Regions from separate parts of the Homo sapiens genome. Here region 1 is linked to region 2. A link is an interaction called in ENCODE POLR2A ChIA-PET data of the cell type or tissue named here. Cell type or tissue: endothelial cell of umbilical vein. All regions are shown on one strand. Each heading gives the region's core, and the rest is flanking DNA. Links, peaks and the distances in the headings are about the cores only.

Evidence for each region. ChIA-PET counts read pairs that join two places held together with the same protein. Peaks named below come from ENCODE experiments on the same cell type or tissue, not always from the same donor. Only the 100,000 strongest peaks of a DNase experiment are listed, where the experiment ranks them.
Region 1: POLR2A ChIA-PET joins it to region 2 with 5 read pairs; 2 of 35 experiments call an interaction of 5 or more read pairs at or near these places.

Annotation. Positions count from the first base shown.
Region 1 is chr1:29,283,995-29,289,363 of GRCh38, forward strand. PTPRU (protein tyrosine phosphatase receptor type U) reads left to right here. Exons shown (of 30, transcript NM_133178.4): 14 at 737-875. Among named protein-coding and RNA genes, the nearest start is that of PTPRU, 50 kb to the left of the region's middle. RefSeq lists enhancers at 1-189, 190-929. In endothelial cell of umbilical vein, for the core only: no CTCF peak of the experiment used is centred there; no DNase peak of the experiment used is centred there.
Region 2 is chr1:29,208,432-29,213,800 of GRCh38, forward strand. All of the region lies in intron 3 of MECR (mitochondrial trans-2-enoyl-CoA reductase), which reads right to left. Among named protein-coding and RNA genes, the nearest start is that of MECR, 20 kb to the right of the region's middle. RefSeq lists enhancers at 788-1,289, 2,058-2,177. In endothelial cell of umbilical vein, for the core only: no CTCF peak of the experiment used is centred there; a DNase peak (open chromatin) is centred at 1,990.

The sequences.
Region 1 (5,369 bases), core at 166-5,165, 76 kb after region 2:
TGCAGCCTTTCAGCGGCAGGTTTCTCACCTGCCCAGCGCTGGGGAGGTGGATCCTGAGGACCTACGGCTGTGGGAGTAGAGGAGGGTGGTTGGGCAGTCCTGGGGCCAGGAGGGGCTTCCTGCTGGGTTTCCATGTGCCCTACCTCAAGGGCGCCTTCTCCCAGGGTGACAGCAGGGGCCTGGAGCAGGCTTGTGGAGAGGAGCCATTATAGTTGGGCCTTGGGGGTGATGGGTACAGGGTGCTGGTTCTGGGTTACGTATCTGTCCGGCTTTCCTGTGGTGGGGGAGAAGGTGAGGTCAGCATGGGCCCTGTGCTATAGGTATCTTTCCTGCTTCCAGACAGGGAATGTGGTTGGTTTCCCATCCTGAGATGGACTAACCATGCCCTAGGTACACAATTCCTAATCCCTGTTACCTCCCAGGAGGGCAAGAGGGTGGGGCTGAAGCCCAGGTGTCTGCTCTCCCCTATCCACTGAGAGCTGGGAGGATCTGAGAAAGTGGGAAGCGAGGGAAGCTATTCCTGGCAAAGGAGCCATATCAGTGAGGACTGTGGCGTGGAAGTGCAGAAGGTATCAGGGATGGTGAGGAGGTAGATTTGCTCAAAAGGCAGGACACACATTGAGGATGTAGGGCGGTTTGTGCAGCCCAGTTTGTTCCTTGGGCACAGCCACCTACAGGAGGGGCTCGATGGTCCCTGTCTTTCCTCTGATCCCTTGTTCTGCTTTGTTCTCCCCAGCTGCCTGCAAGGAAAGCAAGCGGCCCCTGGAGGTGTCCCAGAGATCGGAGGAGATGGGGCTTATCCTGGGCATCTGTGCAGGGGGGCTTGCTGTCCTCATCCTTCTCCTGGGTGCCATCATTGTCATCATCCGCAAAGGGTGAGTGAGGCCGGTGCCCTGTCCCACCAGTGGCTTCTACCCCTTAGAGGCCTGGTGGCACAGAGGAATAGTGGCTAAGAGCTGGTAGGGCAGCTGTCCTGCAGGTGTGTGGAGGGCTGCCAGCCTGGGCATCGCCTCTACAGATGGATCTGAGCTGGGTGGTGGGAAGCCAGAGACTGGGAAGATGGGGCTGCCCTGGAGTGGCATGGCTGGAGTACAGTTCTGGCTGGTGCCAGGTGCTGCCATCCAGGGAGGGGTGCTCAGTGCCTGGTGCCAAGGAGCTATGCCTGCTGGGACTGTTTCAATAGGGAGGGCATAGAGGTGACCTGGCTTTGAACCCCTACCCTCCTGCAGACCTTCAGCCAAGGTGTCTGCCCTGCTTATGGGATTGTGCAGTTGACCTGAGCAGAGGATGGAGCTCACTCCTCTTTAAACCAAGGGCCCTGAGCCATGGCTCTTCCCGGGATCCACCTTCTCTCAGGCTCAACTTGCCCTGGACCCTGTTCCTGTGGATCCTTGAGGAGCCCTCCTGGGCCTGTGACTGATAAACCCCTCCCCCTGCCGCCCCTACTATCCCTCGTGTCTCAAAGGTCCAGCCTGTGTTTGCATGAAATGTGTTTCCTAGCGGATTTGCAGAGGGCAGCATATATCCCAGGACATTGTGGAATCCAGAACCTAGAATCTTGCAGTTTCAGAAATGTAGGATTTAGGACTCTAGGAATCTTAGGCTTTAGAATTGTAGAGGCTCAGAGCCCCAGAACGTAAGAGCTGCCAGGTAGTTCAAGGCCATCTAGTCTAGTGGTTTTCAAATCTTTTTAAAGAAACAGAACCTGCCTTCAAAACACCAGAAAACCCTTCCCTGGGAGCCTAGTAAAATGGAGCAGATGAAGGCTGAGCAGCAGTGCTGGTCGGAAGCTGAGTGGGGGCTTCTGGGACTTTTCTGTTTGCCAGCTCTGCCCCACCATGTTCCCCACCAGGCAGCCGTGGGACACTGTGGTCCAAGCGCCTTAAATGAGGGATGGGGATGTTGAGGCCTAGAGGGCACGCAGGGCTGCCCAAGGCTACCCGGAGAGCCAGAGGCAGAGCCAGCTCCACCCTTCCCCACCTGGGCTCTGGCTTCTATAGCCCCTACTGCTGCCAGGCTGGGCATACATGGATGAGTTGGTTGTATCTCTGGGCTGCCAGGAGCGGATAATAGGATCCAGGAAGATGAGAGAGAGAGCTGGCTGGGGCCACCTTGCCTGAGGCCAGACACCAGCAAGAGAGAGAGAGTCTAGGGGTGGAGTGTGCAGCGGAGTGGAGGAGATGGGGGGGATGGCCCAGCCAGGGCGATACACTCTGATTTTTCCCCTCGTTGTTCCTGCACAGCTTTAAGAGAGACTATTTTAAAGTATCATTTAATGAGGGATTACTATGTGCCAGGAGCTTCACACACATCATCCATGAGTACATTAGTTATTGGACATCTACTGTGTACCAGGCACTGTTCTGCACTCAGCATGCGTCAGAGAACATTTCCTTCTTGGATCTTGACTGACTCCCTTTTTTTTGGATGAAGAAACTGTAATGAAAGCACCTTGCCCAGGCCACTTGGCTGATGAGCAGTAGGGCCTGACTTCAACTCAGGCTCGCCTACAAATGTGAAGGCCTCACTGAGTCTGGTGCATAGGCAGTGCCCCCAGAATGGCAAGCCCCTGACTTTCCCCCAGCAGGGGGCCTGAGAAGTGACTTTAAGTAGGGCTGGGGCTGGAGAGGGCTATAGTGGAGGGGGCAGATTTCAGTTTCAGGTGGTATTTGAGGTCCTAGAAATCTACCCTCAAGGAGAAGAGGATTGGCAGAGTGAGGGGTGTCAAAGAGAGCCCTGCAAAGAGAGCACTGGGCCCAGGACAGGCTGGATCAGAAATGTTGTCAGGGCCTCACTGGGAAACCTTCCATTATGTATTTGCTACCCCATAAACCCAAGTTATCCCAGATGCCTCCAGGAACCCCTCATCCCCCATCACTCTGGACCTCCTTACTTCCTCTAAAAGCCATTCAGTCTCACTGTGTAGTACCCACTGCATGCCCCTGGATCTGAGCCTGGCCTTCAGGGCCTTCCGTGCTCCTCAGGGCTTTTGCAGTCTGCATTGTGGGTATCATGGGATGCAGCAGCCCTGGCAGGGATGGGGGTGTTCAGATCAACGTGGGGTGCCAACATAACTAACAAGAGTAGGAAGTTGCTGAGGAGGGCAGTTACCACGCCCCCAGGAGGGAGTCCCAGGGGGATTATGGGTAATAGAGGCCAGCTGGAAGAAGATTTCAGATTCTCCATCCTGCCCTGCCTCTGTGGACCATCAGACTGGATGCATCTGCTGTAGGGGAATTCCAGGGCCTGGAAGGGAGGCTGGTGACCCCAGGCCAGGTCAGATCCCCTGGCTGTGCTTCCAGAAGTCCCCATACCCCACCCTTCTCCATGGCAGCACTTTCTTCTCCCTGCACTTTGTCATTTACTTACTTGTAGTGTTTTGCTCAATGCTTGCCTCCCCTCCTGGGTTAAGAGCTCCATGAAGGGCAGAGAAAGCCCTGTCTTGTCTATATCTCCACAGTCTAGCCCAGGGGAGTCGGGTCTCCCCACTCTGAGGTGTAGGGAGGAGTGGTTTGTGGGCACTGCTGGGTGCTTCCCGGTGCTGAGGCCTCACAGCAGTCCCTGTGGGAGATTATTATTAACCTCACTGTGTATGTATGTTTTTTTTTTTTTTTTTTTTAAATGGACTCAAGCTCTGTCATCCAGGCTAGAGTGCGGTGGCGCGATCTCAGCTCACTGCAAGCTCTGCCTCCCAGGTTCACGCCATTCTCCTGCCTCAGCCTTCCAAGTAGCTGGGACTACAGGCGCCCACCACCACGCCCAGCTAATTTTTTTTTTATTTTTAGTAGAGACGGGGTTTCACCTTGTTAGCCAGGATGGGTATGTATGTATTTTTTGAGACAGAGTTTTGCTCTTGTTGTCCAGGCTGGAGTGCAGTGATGCAGTCTTGGCTCACTGCAACCTCTGCCTCCTGGGTTCAAGTGATTCTCCTGCCTCAGCCTCCTGAGTAGCTGGGATTACAGGCGCCCACCACCATACTCGGCTAATTTTTTGTATTTTTAGTAGAGACAGGGCATCATCATGTTGGCCAGGCTGGTCTCAAACTCCCGACCTCAGGTGATCCACCCGCCTCGGCCTCCCAAAATGCAGGGATTATAGGCCTACCTGAGCCACCATGCCCAGGCTTAACCTCACTTTTTAAAGAAGAAAGTGGAAGCGCATGGAGGTGAAGTTCTTTTATTTATTTTTCCTCATTTATTGATTACTCCATTCAACAAAATATTTATTGTGGGATTACAATGTGTGGGGCCCTGGGGAAACTGAGGGAGACAAAAAGACAAGGATTCTGTCCTCCTGTACTTTGTAGCCAGTGGAGAGCCTGGCATGAAATTAGAAAAAGCACAAATGGAAGAGATAATTGCAAATTGTGAAAAGAACAGGGTGCTGGGTGTTGGGGGCAAAGAGAATACAAGAGACATCATGTAGCTGGCACTCGTGGGAGAGTGGTCCGGGAAGGCCCTTTTGAAGGCACAATGTGTCAACTGAGGCCAGAAGAATGCCATTTCTTCAGCCGTGTCCTCCCTCGTGGGGCCTCTGCAACAGCCCCAGCGCCCTAGACTCTCCCCTCTCTCCCTGGGATGGAGGAGATGTGCTCTGTGACCTGGGGCCAAGCTCCTGCCTTTGCTGGTCCGTCTTCCGCTCTCCTCCCCTTCATCTGCAGGATTTCCTGTGGAAGGCCATTCTTTGGGGTCCCTGCTGACAGGGTGATGTGGGGGCAAGTGAATGGAGGCCTCTGGAGAGCCTGGGAGGGGAGCACAGAGGAAGTTCCAGGACCAGGGTCCTGGGGCAGGTGTTTGCTCTGGACTCTGCCACTGACCCCCAGAGAGGCCCAGGTAGCCCATGCTCCCTGACTCAGCTTCCCCGCCTATGAAATGGGAATCCAACCTGCTTTACACTGTGGGTGCTTTGCGGTAAGGTAGGGCTCTTGATGGAAGCTGTGCCCCAGGTGCTCCCAGAGGGGATGACCTGGCTCCTTTAGTGGATCCCACACCCAGGGGCAGGCAGGGTAGGTAAGGGTGGGCCCTAGTTGTGTCCTGGGCATACATCTGGAGTCCTCTCCATCCTGCCCCCTTTCTGTCCCCACCCAGGTGGAGGTGCAGGCAAAGGGCTGACCCCTTATGGGCAGAGGGCCGTGCAGGGTGGGAGGGTGGGGGATGAGAACAGCCCTGGTAAGCACAGTTAGCCTAGAGAGTATGAGTCTGTGTGTGTCAGGGGATGTCTAATGTGTGTGTGTGTGTGTTTGTGAATATATGTCTAAGTGAGTGTGTGTCAAGTGTGTCTGAATACATGTGTATGCATGTCTGCACCTGTGTGTCTGCATTTGTGGGTGTTGATATGTGTTTCTCCATGTATGAGTGTGTATGTGAGCA
Region 2 (5,369 bases), core at 112-5,111:
AAGAACAGCCTGACTCGCCTCCTCCAGGAGCTACTGTAGAAATCAAATGAGATAAGGAAATGAAAAATTCTATAAGCTTGAAAGAAATGAGCATCAACTCCCAGCCCACATTCCAGTTCCAGACAAAAGAATTCTAGAATGTCAGTACTGAGAAGGCCCTTATCGAACATCGACTTTGAACCCCTCATGCAACAGGGGAGGAAATGAGGAAGTGACTTGCCCAGAGCCCCCTGGCTTATCTAGGCAGAGTTGGAGCTGGAACCTGGGTATCTGGGCTGCCTTCCTTCCATCTACAGATATTTATCTTGCACCCAGGCACTTGAACAATACAGACAGTTTCCTTAGTTTCATTCTAGTGGAGTCGAACAGGTGAAAAAAAGCAGATATGATAATGATAAATTATAAAGAGACAGGAACATCAAGAGAATTACTTTAGATGGGAGTCAAGGATACTTCTCTGAGGAGGTGACAGGCTAAGAGTGAAAGGATAGAGGTGCTACCGTCTCAGAGCACACAAAGAACATCTTAGGTAGGGCATGCAGCAGATGCAGAGATGCTGTAGCAGGACAAAGGACTGGGATGGGATGATGCTGCACCGCAGGGTGGAGAGTGATGGGAAGAGTGGCTTGAGACATGGCTGGCCTGGCTGATGCAGCAGGGGCCGGGCAGGTGATATTAGACTTTCAGAATTCTGACCCACAGTAACCATGAGTTCCACTGTGAATTCGTACATATACATACATGAATGTACGTGTAACACAAGCCTGTGTTTCACAGAATACTTACCCTTACTATGTGTGATACTCTGCTATTTTTCATTCTTTTCTGCTCAACTTTAATTTTAAAAAGTGCTATTTGCAACTCACTAGATTGATTTCTCGAATGGGTCACAACCTGTGGTATGAGAACATGACCTCAGCACTGTGGTATGGAGAACTGATCTTGTTTTAGTGAATGAGTGAGTGGGAAGCCTGTAACAAGCTTTAAGAGGAGACTGAGATGATCCGATGTATGCTTTAAGATCACTTTATTGCTGGGTGAAGACTGTGGAGTGGGGAGGGGCAGCGTGGAAGCCAGAGGTCTTTGTGGGGGTCGAGGTATGAGATGATGGCTGCCTAGTCTGGGACTTTGGCAGTGGGGATGAGGAACAGAAGATGGATTTGAGTTCTATTTTAAAGACAGAATCAATAGGATTTGGTGAGGACTGCGTGAGGGGTCTGCACTCACACAGGCAGGATCTTGTATGAAGAAGGGGTGAAGAGGGTAGGCTTTGGAGTCAGAGAGACTCCAGCCTTGGTTCCACAGTGTCCTCACTGTGTCACCTTAGGGAAATTGCTTGGAGCCTTGTTGGCTCAGCATCTGGTCACAGTGGCAGCTCGGGGCCCTTGGCCTATGCTTCCAAAGCTCTTGGGCATGCCTGCTCACTATCCAGTTGCTGGGATTCTAATGGTGTCCTGGTCCTATGTGGGTCAGCTGTGGGAAGCAGGGGGCAGCCTGGGTAATCACTAACTGTGCTATAGGAAACGGGGATGTCAATGTGGGCTTTAGGGACCAAGAACTGGGGACAGGAGGCAGGAACACTTTTTTTTTTTTTTTTGAGATGGAGTCTTGCTTTGTCGCTCAGGCTGGAGTGCAGTGGCACGATCTCAGCTCACTGCAAGCTCTGCCTCCAAGGCTCCCGCCATTCTCCTGCCTCAGCCTCCCAAGTAGCTGGGACTACACGTGCCCGCCACCACACCCGGCTAATTTTTTTGTATTTTTTAGTAGAGATGGGGTTTCACTGTGTTAGCCAGGATGGTCTCGATCTCCTGACCTCGTGATCCGCCCATCTTGGCCTCCCAAAGTGCTGGGATTATAGGCATGAGTCACTGTACCCGGCCCAGGAACACTTTTTATAGAAGGCTGTGTCAATCCTAGAGTAGGTCTATGGCTGAGAAAATAAGAGACTGAAAAGGCGAGGATTCCTCTGTAATCCAGGAAGTGCCCCAGCATCCTGTGGGCTTCCCCCGGACTGGCCTTCAAATCATCGTTCCCATTCATCTCAGCTAACACTTACTGTACTCTACCGTGCACCAAATGCTTAGTGCAGGGCTTTCTATGTATGAAATCCAGGGCATTTTCTAATTCCCCTTATGGCACGACAATGGAAATCCAACCCTTGATATGGATTTCTGGGGCTTAGCAGTCCCTAATCCTCTTCTCAAGAGACTCTGGGTGGGAGGGAGGCAGCACCCGTGGTCAGAGACAAGGGCTTTCAGGGTTTCAAGTAGAACTCTTAGGCTTGAAGTTGGAGAGACCTGCTTAAAAACCCTGGCTCTACCACTCACTAGTGTGTGACTTTGAATGATCACTTCACCTTTTTTGAGTTTCCATTTCCCTAATCTGTGAAATGCAGAGAGTAACACTTATGTCATAGTGTGAAGATTAAACTAAAGACATTTGTACAGAGACTATCACTATGCCTAGTACACAGTGGGTGTATAACACACATTGTTTTCCTTTAATGATGCTAATTCCCAGACTTTAGCTCTGAGGATTCCCAATTCCTCAGTCATATGCAACTGACCCTTAACCATCTCCATTGTTGAACTTGGGGGTCAGCAAACTGTGGCCTGTGGGCTAAATCTGCCTCACCACTTGTTTTTGTAAATAAAGGGTTTTTTTTTTTTTTGTTTTGAGACAAGAGTCTTACTCTGTTGCCCAGGTTGGAGTGTGGCTTACTGCAACTTCTGCTTCCTGGTCTCGAGCTATCCTTCCATGTCAGCCTCCCCAGTGGCTGGGACTACAGGTGTACGCTGCCACACTTCGCTAATTTTTTGTAGAGATGGACTTTCACCAAGTTGCCCAGGCCATTCTTGAACTCTTGGACTCAAGCGATCTGCCCGCCTTGGCCTCCCATGCTGGGATTACAGGCATGAGCCACCATGCCTGGTCCTGTAAATAAAGTTTTATTGGAACACAGCCATGTTCACTCAATTGTTTATATATTGCCTGTGGCTGTTTACGATAGTAGAGTTGGGTAGTCACAAAGATGATATAGCCTACGAAGCCTAAAATATTTACTATTTGGCCCTTTAAGATAAAAATTTGCCAACTCCTGATCTAATGCATACAGAAATTTGGCATTTGCAAAGATCATTGCATATATTCTCAGTTGAGTACTGCTGAGACATGCTAGGCAGTGACAATTAGTCCCATTTTCGAGATGAAAAAACTGAGGCTCAAAGTAGCTGTGACTTAAATTAGGTCATACAGCGGAGCTGGAAAGAGAACTTGCCCCCTGATTCCAAAGCCAGTGCACTTTCTACGGCTCTGTGCTTCCTCAGGAAGGTTTTGCATATTTCCCAAGGAGAAAGTCAGTTGGCAAAGATCTATCCACACCATCTGGTCTGGTCTCCCCTGGGATTGGCTGCACGTGGGAAAAGGCTGGCTATGGGCTTAGCAACAGCTAGGCAGCTCAGAACCATGAAAAATGACCAAGCTGTGGCCAACTAAGAACTTACCTGTTTAATAGTTGCCACTCTTACTAAATGGCAGTCTTCACGAGAAGAAAGACCATGTCTGTTCACTGCTGTGTCCTCAAGCCCAGCATGCTGCAGATGCTCACAAAATGTTTACTGAATACACTGAGTTAATTGCAGTCCTCACAATTATAAAATCCTCATCCTCTCTGGCTGGCACCTTGCTTAAAAGACTCACCTGCTGGCCAGGCGCAGTGGCTCAATGCCTGTAATCCCAACATTTTGGGAGGCCGAGGCGGGCAGATCACCTGAGGTCAGGAGTTCAAGACCAGCCTGGCCAACAAGACGAAACCCCATCTCTACTAAAAGTACAAAAATTAGCCAGGTGTAGTGGTGGGCGCCTGTAGTCCCAGCTACTCGGGAGGCTGAGGCAGGAGAATTGCTTGAACCCATGAGGTGGAGGTTGCAGGTTGCAGTGAGCCAAGATTGCACCAGCCTGGGCAACAGAGCGAGACTCTGTCTCAAAAGATAAACAAAACAAAACAAAAGAATCACCTTTTCTCCAGGGAAGAATCCCTGTTCTGGGTACCCCCACCACCACATGTACAATTACCCATACACCTGGCAGACATCCTTTATTGTTCTCTTCTCCAAACTGAAAGTATTGCCAAGTCCTGTTACTTTAGCCCTTGACTCCATGCCCTCTTCTCCAGCCCTACGACACTGTCTTATTCAGACCCTCACACTTCATCATCTGAAGCCTGACTTGTTTGCCCACCTCCTCACTGGCTTTCTGCCTCCACCCTCTGCCTTTCCAGACCAATGGTTTCCAGACCATTCTCTGCATTGCACAAATCCTATCAAATCATTCCTCTACTTAACTCTCTGTTGGTACCCCTCGCACCGTGGATGCAGGACCGCTGGGACCCAGCCCCACCCCACCTTTCCAGCTCCATCTCACTTCTCTCCCACTCGCACCCATGAGCCAGCCACCCTGAGCTACCTGCAGTTCCCCACCAGTGCTGTGCCTTCTCTCATCACTTACGTTCACACACGCTGCACTCTGTGCCTGGGAAGCCCCTCCTCACCTAGCCCACTGGCTGCACTTCCAGCAGCTCTTCCAGACTGAGTTCAAGCATCACTTCTCTGGGAAGCCTTTCTTAACGCTTTCCAAGATAGAGGACTCTTGTCTTGGTGTCAATCCTGTGATTATGGCACTTGTAATACTGTATTGTATTAAGTGTTGTTTTTCCATTTCTGGGCCTCCCACTGCCAGCCAAGAGCACTCTGAGGGCAGGAACTGTCTGCTCACCTTGATAGGACCTTCACTTAGCACGGGGGCTGGCCCGAAGCACTGGCATCAGGATCCAGTGAATCCTTGCAGCTCTCAATTTGCTCAAATGGCTGAGCTCCTTCACCGCCAGGTGGGTGTAGGAGACGGTGGAGCCATTCTTGGCAGCCTTCCTGATCTCAGAGAAGCAAAGAGCTTGTAGTAGACTCCTATTACTGTTTTTTTTTTTCCTGCCTAGTATCTTTTTCTCTCTACAAGTGCTCCTTCCTAATCTCTGGGGCTGTCAACCACAAGGCCCCACCTGTATCACAGAGGAGGGTGAGAGACTCAATCAGAGCAACCGGAGTGGCCCTACCCCGCCCCAGGGGACTGGTTCAGGGATGGGCAAGGCCCATTCAGGGCCCTTCTGGGGGATGGATATGGTTGTGCTGGACATGATTGTGGAGGATATGCTCATTTGTTTGTTTTTAGGGTGATATGAACCTCAGGCTGCTGGTGGCCATCTATGAGAGGTATGTATCAGAGTGGATCTGAATTCTAACTCCATCACTTTTGGCTGGGTGACCTTGGACAAACTGCTTAACAGTTTACAGTTTTCTGCTGCATTTACTGTTATA